2 separate regions of the Homo sapiens genome follow, and region 1 is linked to region 2. Evidence: chromatin loops called from intact Hi-C (ENCODE). Cell type or tissue: dorsolateral prefrontal cortex. All regions are shown on one strand. Each heading gives the region's core, and the rest is flanking DNA. Links, peaks and the distances in the headings are about the cores only.

Region 1 (5,000 bases), core at 1-5,000, 220 kb before region 2:
TGGCAGCATATATCTATTTCAAGCTACTTTTTAAGGCAATACATGGCACCTTTGAGCCAGGGTTTCATCTTCCATGGCAATTACTATTGGATGGTAGGACAGTCATGATCATCAATTATGAGTATCTGATCTGACATAGTTATGAGAAAGAGAATTGACTGATGGCAACTGTTCCTAGTATTTGCCATTCATACGTTACAGCATCAAGAAAAAATGTGTGTGTGTGTGTGTGTGTGTGTGTGTACAAACTATACACAGTTCTCATCACTAACAGTCTATTAATCAGTGGGCCCAAAAAATACATTGGCTGCCCCATAATTGCAAACAGGGCCTGTGGACTCAGGGCTAGCAGCTAGATGGAGATCACAGTGAAGACTGGGAATGCCTATTGGGAAGGTGCTCCAGCCAAAGAATTCAAGGGACCAGAGGTCAAGAAAGAGCAGAGAATCAAAGCTGGGCCCCTTGTGGGGAGGCCGAAGTCAGGCAAAACAAGTGACAAAGAAGGCGGTAAGTGCAAGCTGAGCAATTATGTGAACAGAGGCAGAAAAAAGGAACTTTGGAACTGAAGAAAGCTGTTCCATGGCTTGTTCCATTTCGGAGTACTAAAATGTCACCTTCTCAGAATGGCCCTCCCTGGTGTTCCTGGCTAAAAGAGTAGGTTCTGAGACTCTCCATCTGAAACTTGCTTTATTGTTGTTCATAGCTCTTTTCTCCGTCTAATAAGATATTAATTTTTCATTTCCTTGTGTGTTTATTATTTGTAACCCCCAGCAGAGTGTAAACTCACTATAAGTGGAGACATTTTCTTGTTCACTCTGGTGTCCCCAATGCCTAAGACAGCTCCTAGGACAAAGTAGAGTTTCAATAGATATTTGCTGTCTGAATGATGAACTCACTTAACAGATGAGGAAAGTGGGGTTCAAAATGAGGAGTGGCTTACAGAGGTCAGGAGAGCTGTAAACATCCTGCGATGCAGAGGATCCCCCCCTAGCACCTACAACCGAGACTTAGCCAGCCCAAAATGTCAGTGGTGCCCAGCTGAGAAACACTGGGCTACACAGACAGGATGGGAGGTTGGCAATGGAAGAGGAGGGTGTGGAGAGGATGTGCATGACCCAGACCTTGGATGATGGGAACATTTGCACATATGGAGATGAGGAAGAGCTGGCGAGGGAGGAAATTAAACATCTGTCCGCCATCCCCAGTGTGTGGCCTCCCTCATTTTGTGCCTAGCACTCCCTCCCTGAAGTTGTGCGAACCAAAAATGTCTCCAGACATTGGCAAATGTCCCCTGGAGGACAAAATTGCCTCTGGTTGAGAACTGCTGGAGTCTAGCCAAAGTCAGCTCTCCCCTCTCCTTCCTCAGAACTCCAACCTCACTGTGGGAGACACTTCTTAAAGGCTGGGCACTGCTTAACTTGCTCATCTTCTCTCCTGCTGGGTGGTGAGCTCTTCATCCTGACCCTGGAGGCATTTCTCTCACGTGTGGGAGTAAGGGGCATCAGGGCATCAGTTTCTAAAGCACTTGGTAACCTTTGGAGGAGAAATAACCTAATTTAGAGCCAAACAGAAATAAATCAAGACTCTAGAGATAGTTTGGATATCACTGGCTGCCATAAAATTGTGATGACATTAAGCCATCCTGCTAGATTGATTTGTAAATGATGCTAACATAGCTCTGATATTATAAGGAAGGCATTTGAAATAAAAGACAAACAACTCTCTATTTATCACTGCTGAACATTTGAAGGAAAGCTGGAAAAGGAAAGAAGCATTGAGGGCAGAAATCCAAGAGACTTGATTGACAGTTCAGACAATAGTCCCTGAGGGGCACCCTCAGAAGCTCAGGGCTACTTTATTTAGCATTTAAAGATGTTGCTATCTGTCCATTCAAAGGAAAAAAATAACCTTTTTTGTTTGGTTTGATGTTCTTTCTTTCTGGTTTAAGATTCAGCACATCACCCAGAGGGGTGAATTTCATCAAAATATTTTCCCCAAATGATCTACAGTTCCATTTTGTAATATGTTGCCACCCACGTCAATAGCTATTGATATTCTGTAATTTTCAGTGACTAGCTGAAGCTCTCCCATGCACTACACTAATCCAGCTGCTTGTTATAGGTAAAAATAAAGGAAGTGATTATTACGCTGGTGGAAAACTCAGTTGCAGCTCAAAGACTACATAACTATAAATTGCAGAAGGATTAGGAATTCATGGTTGGGTAGAACAATTATAGGTCAGCAATTTCATGTTAAATTGCTTATTGCAAGGTGGAAGTGGAAGATACTGCCAAGCAAAATCAATTTACCTTGAAAATAATTAGTGAGATGCAAACACCTGGAGATGGGAAATTCGTTTGAAAGTAATTATTGCTGCTCAAATCTAGCCAGTCTCTTTCAGCAGCAAGGACTGTCTGCAGATGGAGATTTCACTGAATTGAGTGCTGCTTGAAAGGATCTGTTGGATTCTCATCTAAAATCAGCTTGAGTTTAGCATTATAGGGGAAAGCTCACGCTGTACAAAGAGCTTAATAGTCAGGATTAGATGGGTTTCTGAATGCACAGGGAAGAGAAAAATGGGAAGCAATATGTGAACTGAACAATCAAGTCAGATTTAGAGGCCTTAGCCTGGTCTAGTAACCCAGTTAACTGCCAATTCCTTTATGTGGATGAGGAAAGATGAATGTCTCCTTTATTCACCATATGCAACACACCCTCAGTCATTGAAGACAGAAACATTGAACGGAGTGACACATTGCTTTTCCATGTGCAATTTGCTGTATCTTTACTGGAGAGCATTCCGAGTACTGAGGCAGAAGTTGTGAAGTCAGTTAAAATCACCAGCAATGGTTGGCAAGGAAATTTGAACAATAAAGAAGCTGAGACTCTAAACACACCCCACAAGACTGGGTCTCACATCCCTGAAGGGAGGGGAAATTAGATAGGGCAGATGGTTTTATTGCATTGAGGTATACTTTGTCCTTTAGAGTCATTTCTATCATCTATGCTAAAGACAGAAATGAAAACAGGTTCTGCAGACATGCAGCTGGTCCTGTATCACACAACGCTCCAGTGAGTTGAAGAGGGCAGATCTGCATGAAAACACAACCAAAAGAACAGGTAAAAACAGCCACAAATCACCAAATGACCAGAGGGACTGTTGTCTTTGGTTTGTGGTCTTTCTGCTTCTGTAGGATCAGCCAAAGTAGTCAGTCCTTGGAGACCAATTGGAGTCCCCTTTGTTTCTGCTTCTGTGGCTGCAGCTTGGATAGAGATGACTTGCTCAGGCTGCAAGCAAAAGCCACAACTCACAGAAGGGGCAAAGAAGAGAAAATGAATCTCTGAGATATTTTTTTTCCTTTTTTTTTCTTTTTTTGAGGTGGAGTCTCGCTCTGTCACCCAGGCTGTAGTGCAATGGCGCAGTCTCAGCTCACTGCAACCTCCACCTCCCGGATTCAAGAGATTCTCCTGCCTCAGCCTCCCAAGTGGCTGGGATTACAGGCACCCACCACCACACCCAGCTAATTTTCGTATTTTTAGTAGAGACGGGTTTCACCATGCTGGCCAGGCTGGTCTCAAACTCCTGACCTCACGATCTGCCCACCTTGGCCTCCCAAAGTGCTGGGATTACAAGAACGAGCCACCGCACCTGGCCCCTCAGAATTTTTTTTTAACTTAGTTCTTTTCAACTTAGTTTAAAGTTGAGGCTCATATACATACATTCAGCCCAAGGCACCAGCCTAATCTCTCCTGGGTAAGCATTAGGAAAAGGCACCTCAACCTCTGGGGTACACAGCTTGTTGAGCAGATTGCAGGTTGAATTTTAGGACGCAGCCATTAAACCAACATGAATATGTCTATCAATGTCTGTATTGGTCATGTCCCAGAAAAAAAATAGATGGCACATTGAAATTAGGGCAATTCAAGGACAGCATAATAAAGGGACATTTATGAAGGTGTAGGCAGAGTATGGGATAGCACAGTACTCCTAGGATGAAGGTCAGAGTGTTACAAGAACCAGGTAAGGGAGGATCACTAGGAGAGGGTCTACTTGGCAGGAGGTGTGGAGCTGTGACCTCCAGAAAGCCCCACTGGAGGCCATTCCACAGGGGAGAAGTCAAAAGAATAAACACCCCAGCCTCATCTGCTTCTTCCCTCCAAACTCCTCTGGGGCGCCTCATAGGCTGAAGTTACCTGATAAGCCAGAGGTCAAGGTATCCCATTGAAGTGGCCTATGGGGTCAGCCTAGGGCAGAGAGCAGCAGGTTGAGGGTGGAGAGTGGATCTAGGGGCACACATGGGAAATATCCAGCTCACAGTTCATGACCGGGCTGCCCCAGTGGTTTATTCTTTCTAACGTGTGTTCAGAACCACCTCCTCGGTGCTGGACCTGTTCTGGGGGCACGTTGATGTGTCCATTATGAATCCCTAGCCTCGAGAAGCTTTTTTCCAGCAGGGAAAATGGTTGTTTGGGGGCTTTGGTTTTGGCTTTTTGCCTGTGAATCTCCTGCCAGAGAATAAGTCCCCAAATTTTGGGAAATGGAACTTCTTTATTTCCAGCCATGTGGCTTCAGCTTTCACCCTAGGTGACCAGAGGGGGCTGATATTATCCCGAAGGCTCCTGACAACTTCTATTTTATGAGTGCATCCACTTTATAAAATATTAACCAGAAAAGTATTAAAATTTGCAAATGCAACAACAGACCCAGAGGGACAACGTGATGATACCATTTTTTATATATTTTTTTAAAACATGAAAAGCATTTCTGAAAGACAAAGGAAAAAAAGGTGTGTCTTTGTTCTCCTTTCAATGTAAGCAGAGTGGTATATGTTTGTTTTCTGCGGACATTGCTGATTCACCAAGGATTCAAGAATTACTAATGAGTGTTTTTCACTTCTCATTTACAAATGGAATACATTAAGAAATTACTCAGCCACACTCGGTGTGGTTTTTAATTGAAACCAACCTCTCTGTACGGATGAGTGGAATTTCTTTTTCTC
Region 2 (8,668 bases), core at 1,715-6,714:
GGTTTCTCTTCTTATAGCCCCTCTCTCATCTCAGTCTCTGGGTGTCCATTCCGCTCCGACCCTCCTCAGCTCCTCCCTGCTCGCTCCTTCTTCCCTGCTGCGAGCACTCCAAGGGCGCTCGGTACAGTCCCCCGACGACCCAGGATTGTGACAGACTGAAAAGTGCAGTAGGGACAAACGCGAGGCATTCAGTACACACAGTTACTAGAAGAAAGAAAACGATGCTTTTCAGTGGTTGAACATCATCAGCGGCAAACGTGGCCATAATAATCAACAATAGCAACTCACATTTATCGAGCTGTGTTATATATTATGCAGATGCATTTTACATGCATTAGCTCATTTAATCCTCATAACAGCCTTTGAGGTAGGAACAATTGTCAATGACACATACTAGGCCGGGAGTGGTGGCTCACACCTGTAATCCCAGAACTTTGGGAGGCCAAGGTGGGCGGATCACCTAAGGTCAGGAGTTCGAGACCAGCCTGACCAACATGGTGAAACTCCATCTCTACAGAAAATACAAAAATGAGCCGGGCATGGTGGCGCATGCCTGTAACCCCAGCTGCTTGGGAGGCTGAGGCAGGAGAATAACTTGAAGGAGGTTGCAGTGCGCCAAGATCGTGCCACTGCACTCCAGCCTGGGCAACTGAGTGAGACAACGTCTCAAAAGCAAACAACAACAACAACAACAAATTACACGCACTAGCCATAGAGAAACAGCACAAGAAGGTTGAGTTGCCCAAGTTCACGCAGCTAGGAAGGGGTAGATACCATGGGCCCATCTCATCCCTTTCACGAACTGTTTCTAGGAAACTGTCCTGATCAGTCTGAAAATTCCTAAGGGGTTCATGTGTCCCATTTTAGACGCATTAAAAGCTACAGCAGACTTCTCTGGCTCACTGTAAATAAATTAATATCTGTACCCCACTGAGAAAACTGCCTAGCCCAGAATGAGCGCTCTGATAGTGTAAAGCTATCATCATCACCATCAACATCATTAAGCCACCATGCATACAAATAGGCCGCATTATTTGCACCTTTTTATTCAGATAGGGAAGTCTTCCTTGAGCTGCATTTACATTCAACAGTTTTCACTCCCTTTGAAACATTTGGCTTATCTTATTATCTCCTTCTATCCATTCCCTTGGACCACTGCCTCCTCACCAATCATGAGACTTAAAGGTGTGAGGATTTCAGAAAGCACAAAAACTTCCTGCTCAGCGTTCTAAAATCTAAGATACTAACCATAAATCATAGGTACTGAGCTTTCCCAAAGCCAGCCCTAATGCTGGTTATCAGTGCAATCACCATGTCTTCTAGGAAAGCCTGGACTTGAGGAGACAATTACATTTCCCTGGAGACCCCAAGGAAATCAAGTGCACACACAGAAATGGCTCTTGTAATTGATAGCAGAGTGTCAAGTACAAGGGTCACAGTAATCACCCAGGAAGCACAGTGACTAAGAACACAGTCCAACTGCCCAAGTTCAAATCTTGGCTCCATCACTTTCTGGCTGTGAGACCAAGTTACTTTATCATTCTTGGCCTCCTTTTCTCATTTGTAAAATAAGGATGAAAACTGTACCTACCTCATAGACTTTTTTTTTTATTCTGTGAGCTATTAGGTTGGTGCAAAGTATTAAACATAACGGCAAAAACCACGATTACTTTTATACCAACCTAGTAATATATATGCAGAACTTAAAGTAACATTGGTACAAAGTAAGTATTCAGAAACCCCTGGCTAATGTGATGCTTCAGAACGTTGTTGTTGTTGTTGCCGTTGTTGTTGTTTTGAGACAAGATCTGTGTCACCCTGTCTACAGTTCAGTGGCGTGATCACAGCTCATTGTAGCCTTGAACCCCGGGACTCAAGTGATCCTCCCACCTCAGCCTCCTGAGTAGCTAGGACTACAGGCATGAGTCACTATGCCCAGCTAATCTTTCTTATTATTAGTAGAGAGAAGGTCTCACTATGTTGCCCAAGCTGGTCTTGAACTCCTGCGCTCAAGCAATTCACCTGCCTTGGCCTCCCAAAGTGCTGGGATTATAATAGGCATGAGCCAGCAGGCTTGGCCTGATTTTGCATTCTTATGTATCCTCCCTATATTCGTATGAGTTTGATTTGTGGAAACTATTCCATAGGAGTATGTTCTGAGTGAGCCATTGTGTTTGGGGGACGTTTCATCACCAGGGTCTATGGACTGAATGTTTTCAGATATTTCCTTATAACACTTTTTTAAAATGGCTTTTGTGCTAAATACAACATAAAACATAAAACCCAAGCAACATCAACTTCTTGTAAAAGCACTCATGGAATCTGCACTCTTATGCCTCCATTAGAATTTGACATTCGAACCATGAAACTTCAACCAATCAGAATATAATAATGCCCAGATCATCCACAGGTCACACACACATAGTGTTTGTAAAGCCAGATTTCAGAACTCAGGCACTAAATGGTAAAAAAAAAAAAAAAAAAAAAAAAAAATTGCCAAGTTGTTAAGATTGCTGTCTTGGACTGGGACCTCCTAGGTTCACATTCTGTCTTCACCACTTGAGCTGGCCCTTCACCTACGTGACTCTCAGGTTCTTCATGTACAAAGTGAGATAGTAAATGCCCCCTTAGGGCATGGTGAGGATCAAGTGAGATAATTTATATGAAGTACTCAGCATAGTGCCCAGCACTGCTGGACACTCATTCACATTAGACACTGTTAGAATGATTTATAGGAAGCGTAGATTAATTGGAAGTGGGAGTTCCCTTTGGTAGAGATACAAGCTAAATAATTAGGGTATTATTATTATCCAATGAAAGCAATTGTAAAGCCAGTGTCTAATCCATTCCAGCATAGATGTACAAAAGGCCACTTGAGGAGGCCACAAGATGTAACCTGTTTGAATTCATTAGCCCAAGGTAAAGAGAGGGCTTGTCCCTTCAAAAGGAAGGCAGGAAGCCATGGAAGCAAAGAGAACTGGGGGCCAAGAGGCAGAGAGACGCAATGGGAATCCTTGACTATTTTCAGAGTCTGTGGCTCACAGACTCTGAGGATGCGGTGCCATTAGCAAGGCTCTGTAGGGTGGGGAAGTCCCTCAAGCTATCTTAGCTGAGACTTTTGCTAAAATCATCCACATTGCGGCCAGGCACAGTGGCTCACCCCTGTAATCCCATCACTTTGGGAGACCAAGGCGGGTGGATAACGAGGTCAGGAGTTCGAGACCAGTCTGGCCAACATGGTGAAACCCCGTCTCGGGGTTTCAAAATTATACAAAAATTAGCTGGGCGTGGTGGCAGGTGCCTGTAATCCCAGCTACTCAAGAGGCTGAGGCAGGAGAATCTCTTGAACCTGGGAGGCGGAGGTTGCAGTGAGCCGAGATCGTGCCATTGCACTCCAGCCTGGGTGACAAGAGCAAGACTCCATATCAAATATATATATATATATATATATACAAAATTAGCCAGGCATGGTGGCACATGCCTGTAATCCCAGCTACTCAGGAGGCTGAGGCAGGAGAATCGCTTGAACCCGGGAGGCGGAGGTTGCAGTGAGCCGAGATCATGCCATTGCACTCCAGCCTGGGCAACAAGAGCAAACTCTGTCTCAAAAAAAAAAAAAATATCATCCACATTGCTTGGCTGTGGCTCTCCTCCCAAACCCTCTTTGTGATTAAGACCTGACTTCCCATGCAGCACAACTTACTAAACTGATATTCTGGGTCTGTCACAGTCTCAGGTACCCTTTAGTTGTAAGAGTCAGTCTCTCAAGGTCTAATCACCCTCAGATAAACGTCAATCGTTGGTCCCCAGACCATCCAGACAAAGGTCTTCTCAGTTAATTTTTTCTCAGCAAACTCTGCCATGCCATCTTTTCACATTTCCACAGTACATATCAGAACTAGGAAGGTAGAGCTGAGACCTGATTTCAGGTCTTCTAACCCTAAGTCCAATGTTTTTTTCCATTATAAAAAAAAATATAAGATGAGTCATATGCTCTGTGGCTTGAGCGTAAGTTCGTTCCTTCATCTTACTCTTATTCAAAGGTATTTGAAGGGGAGGATTAGGGGATTAGGGCCAGTAAGGCCCTAAAACCCAGATGTGAACTAAACAAAGGAAAAGGCCTGGTTAACTGTTCTTCTACCATTTACACCCAAAAATAGTCAATCAAACTAAAATGCTATTCAGATACAGCACGAATGCATACCACAAAGCAGATGTGACTGCTGGCAAGCATCAAAACCCCACATTGAGAGCAAAGTTTGGGCCAACGAGTAGGCTCTTAGCGCCTGCTAGTGGTTATCTTTTATCATTGCATGGCTGGTAAAAAACTGAAGGGAGCTGTAACTTGTAGAGAAACATGATTAACCTCAGCTTTGCACATTCCAAATGAGGGATAATTAAACCCAACTGGAATGTGCATTTCTCTGTGGAAGTTTTCTTCATATATTTTAAAAAGATGATTCACCTCTTTAGAAAACCAAACATGAAAACACAGGACATATATGAAATTACTTAAGCAAGATTACTCAATTAAAAAATCAAGTACTTCTACTAGGCCCTTATTTACTTATTTATTTATTTTGTTAGAGACAGAGTCTTGCTGTCCCCCTGGAGGCTGAAGTGTGGCGGCACAAACATAGCTCACTGTAACCTCGAACTCTGGGCCCAAGTGATTCTCCCACCTCAGCCTCCTGAATAGCTAGGACTATAGGTGCACACCACCACACCTGGCTAATTTTTTTATTGTTGTATTTTTTATAGAGATGGGGGAGGGGTCTCTGTATTGCCCAGGCTGGTCTCAAACTCTTGGCCTCAAAAGATACCCCCATCTCAGCTCCCCATCACATCCGGCCTGGGGACCTCTTTTTAAGGGATAAATTCCTCTGGTGGATTTTAAATATTTGATGATACACACATACACACATTTTTAGAAATACTGTAGAACAAATTCATAGCATAAAAAGAATATCAAACATAGGCTTTAAAAATGAAATGACCTGTAAGTTTCAGGATTTTGTCTATTTTGTTCATCACCGAAACTGTTGAATGTGGCACAGTACGTGGCATACACAAAGGCACTCAATACATACCTGTTGAATGGAGCTGACTGAAGGGTTGAAAGGGAGAGATTGAATTTGCAAGCCTACAAGTTCCACTAGGATGAGAACCTGAAGACACCATGCAGAAGAAATCAGGAGGTGGTGATTGGAGCTGGTCTAGGGAGTGGGCAAGAGGCAGAGTACAGCTCTTTGTGGTCTCGGGTACCCACCTGCCGCCCACAGGAAAGTGAAGCCTTCAGCAGTAGAAGGGATGTGTACTGCTCAGGTCTCAAACAGAAAAGTCTCTAATTACCTAGACACGCTGGCCTCAATGCATATACTTCCAGCAGAGAAGAGTGGCACCTTCACAATTCACTTCCACCTGGAGATTCAAATTCAGCTACGAGAGGGGAAAAAATTCCTTTTCAGGAAATTTCTCCAACAATCACTGTGGAAAACACACCAGGTTCTCTAGAACAGACAACAGGGCTCCAGGTGCTCCCCCATATCTTGCCCTTTCTTCACAGTGCAACTAGAATATCATTCCTTCAGAAGCCATTTCATCCCAAATTTCCCTTCCTTCAGCTTGTAGATAGAGTAAAATAATGAAAAACTTGTACCTGGAGTTTTAGGCTTGAATCCTCTCAGAGTGTTTTCTCTCTTCAAGTAGCAATTCTATTCATCCACTTCTCTGCCAAGAGTCTCAGACTGCATTAAATGATATCCTGTCTAATTCAACCTATGAGATCATAGTTCCTGAAGAAGAGCAAAAGTCCTTATTTTTAGCCCAAATTCAACTAGCGATTACATTTTCAGAAAACATAGTAGTAATAGAGTATATAAGTGCTGAAGTGAAAAATAAGGAAATAATCTAACTAAAAAGCCACATCTTTAAATTCTCTATCTTAATAATTAAGGGGCAGGGCACGGTGGCTCACGCCTGTAATCCTAGCACTTTGGGAGGCCAAGGCAGGCAGGTCACCTGAGGTCAGGAGTTCGAGACCAGCCTGGCCAACATGGTGAAACCCTGTCTCTACTAAAAATACAAAAAATAGCTCAGTGTGATGGTGGGTGCCTGTAATCCCAGCTACTTGGGAGGCTGAGGCACCAGAATCATTTGAATCCAGGAGGCAGAGGTTGCAGTGAGCTAAGATCACGCCACTGCACTCCACCCTGGGCAACAGAGTGAGACTCTGGCTCCCAATAATAATAATAATAATAAAGAACAGGTGTTTGTCGGCCAGGCGCAGTGGTTCACACCTGTAATCCTAGCACTTTGGGAGGCTGAGGCGGGCGAATCATGAGGTCAGGAGTTCAAGACCAGCCTGGCCAACATGGTGAAACCCTGTCTCTACTAAAAATACAAAAAAATAGCTGGGCGTAGTGGGGAGCGCCTGTAAACCCAGCTACTCAGGAAGCTGAGGCAGGAGAATCACTTGAATCCGGGAGGCGGAGGTTGCAGTGAGCTGAGATCGCGCCACTGCATTCCGGCCCAGGTGACAGAGTAAAACTCTGTCTCAAAAAAAAAAAAAAAAAAAAAAAAAAAGAACAGGTGTTTGCATTTAGCTACCTAGGACATGGAAACACAGAGCAATTTGTTGACTTTTAAGTCTTTTACTGAAAACATGAATAATAAAATGATCAAAACAATCATGTGTCCTCTTATTATTCATTCAATATATAATAAAAAATCACCAATCATGTTATCAATGCTACACTGTTCCATAAAAAACTGTCTACAAGAGAAGCCTGTGTCTCAATGACACCAATTGTTTTCTTTTTGTTTCTTATGTAAATAAAGATTCTATTTTATTAAATTATCCTGAATGAGGACATTGTTGGGCACCAAGATCCAAAGCAGACAACAGAGTAGAGTAGTAAGGGGAATAGGGTGGAATCCTGGCTCCATCACTAACTAGTTGTGTGATCTCGAGCAGGCTGTTTAACTTTTTTGTTTAGTAACTGCATTTAATAACTAATATTCTATTTCCTCACCAGAAAAATTGTGTTAACAACGGTAACTGGCTGGGCACAGTAGCTCATGTCTGTAATCCCAGCGCTTTGGGAGGCTGAGACAGGAAGATTGCTTGATGCCAGGAGTTTCAGACCAGCCTCAGCAATCTGTCTCTACAAAAATAAAAATAGCTACTAATAGTCCTTGCTACTGAGGAGGCTAAGGCAGAAGGATCACTTGAGCCCACAAGTTGGAGGTTACAACGTGCTGTGATCGCATCACTGCGCCCCATGCTGGACAACAGATGGAGACTCTGTCTCAAAACAAAAAACAACAGTAACTATTTCATAATAGCTGTTCGAATGTTAGAATTAAATGTGTTCCTAAATGTACAATTATTGGAGTAGTGTCTAATACATAGTAAGTACTCAATAACTATTGGCTTCTATACCAAAAAATAATCAGTTGGTTGTAAACCTGTTTGTTTGTTTTGTGACAGGGTCTCCTTCTGTAGCCCAGGCTGGAGTGCAGTGGCGGGCTATCACAGCTCACTGCAGCCTTGACACTCCCTGCCCACCAAGCTCAAGTGATCCTCCCACCTCATCCTCTTGAGCAGCTATGGCCATATGTGCCCACAACCATGGCCGGCTAATTTTTTTATCATTTGTAGAGACAGGGTCTTACTATGTGGTCTCGAACTCCTGGCTTCAACTGATCTGTAAACACAATCTTAACCTTCATATTACAGAGCAGTGAAACTCAAAATGTTTCAAAATCTGGTAACATATGAATAAGAATTTGAAAGGAAAGAAAATGTGATCTCACCTACAAGTACAGCATATGGCCCTTTAAACAGCTAAAATAATTCTAGCCATCCCTTCTCTTCGCTGTCAAGATTTAACAACTGCATACAATTCCTTTTTCATTCTGATGATGGTATTTTTGCAGAAATTAGCTTGGCCACTGGAGGGCTCTTGCAGTCTCTCATTAGTTCTAGATAAATGATTTGATAAAAATTAACTTTACTGACAGACAAAGGATGAAGTTTACAAAATACCAATAGCACGGCTGACATGCCCCATTTCAAAAACAATTTGCAATATATAGCAAAAGGATTTAAAATATGTACATTCTTTGATCCAGCTTCTAAAAATGTATCTAATAAACTAATTATAAAGTATTCAATTGTTTTTATTTACATTTCAATTAACTGTTCAATTTAGAAGTAAATTATATGTTATAAAATATGAATCTTGGCCATGCACTGTGGCTCATACCTGTAATTCCAGTACTTTGGGAGGCCGAGGCAGGCAGATCACTTGAGGCCAGGAGTTCAAGACCAGCCTAGGCAACGTAGAGAAACCGTGTCTACTAAAAATACAAAAATTAGCTGGGTGTGGTAGCGTGGGCCTGTAGCCCCAGATAGTCCAGAGACTGAGGCAGAGAATCGCTTGAACCCAGGAGGCGGAGGTTGCAGTGAGCAGAGATCGCACCACTGCACTCCAGCCTGGGCAAGAGAGCAAGATCATGTCTCAAAAAAAATAAATAAAATAAAACATGAATTTGAAAATACAAATTGCTAAATGTACTTCCAAAATATCTGTACAGTTGGAGATTGGTTTTTAAAATATATATAAATATATTTGAAAAATATACACCGAAATGTTAACAACTT

What was found. Hi-C counts contacts between places; a loop is a spot of excess contacts. Peaks named below come from ENCODE experiments on the same cell type or tissue, not always from the same donor. Only the 100,000 strongest peaks of a DNase experiment are listed, where the experiment ranks them.
Region 1: a loop joins it to region 2, with 2.6 times the contacts of the local background. A loop is called at or near these places in 7 of 110 quality-filtered maps.

The regions. Positions count from the first base shown.
Region 1 is chr3:170,632,972-170,637,971 of GRCh38, reverse strand. All of the region lies in intron 2 of SLC7A14-AS1 (SLC7A14 antisense RNA 1), which reads right to left. Among named protein-coding and RNA genes, the nearest start is that of SLC7A14, 49 kb to the right of the region's middle. RefSeq lists enhancers at 3,248-3,457, 4,779-4,858, 4,919-4,968. In dorsolateral prefrontal cortex, for the core only: no CTCF peak of the experiment used is centred there; no DNase peak of the experiment used is centred there; H3K27ac peaks cover 3,410 bases.
Region 2 is chr3:170,409,924-170,418,591 of GRCh38, reverse strand. No RefSeq gene overlaps it. Among named protein-coding and RNA genes, the nearest start is that of CLDN11, 4.6 kb to the left of the region's middle. In dorsolateral prefrontal cortex, for the core only: CTCF peaks have their summits at 4,067 and 4,276; a DNase peak (open chromatin) is centred at 4,251; H3K27ac peaks cover 795 bases.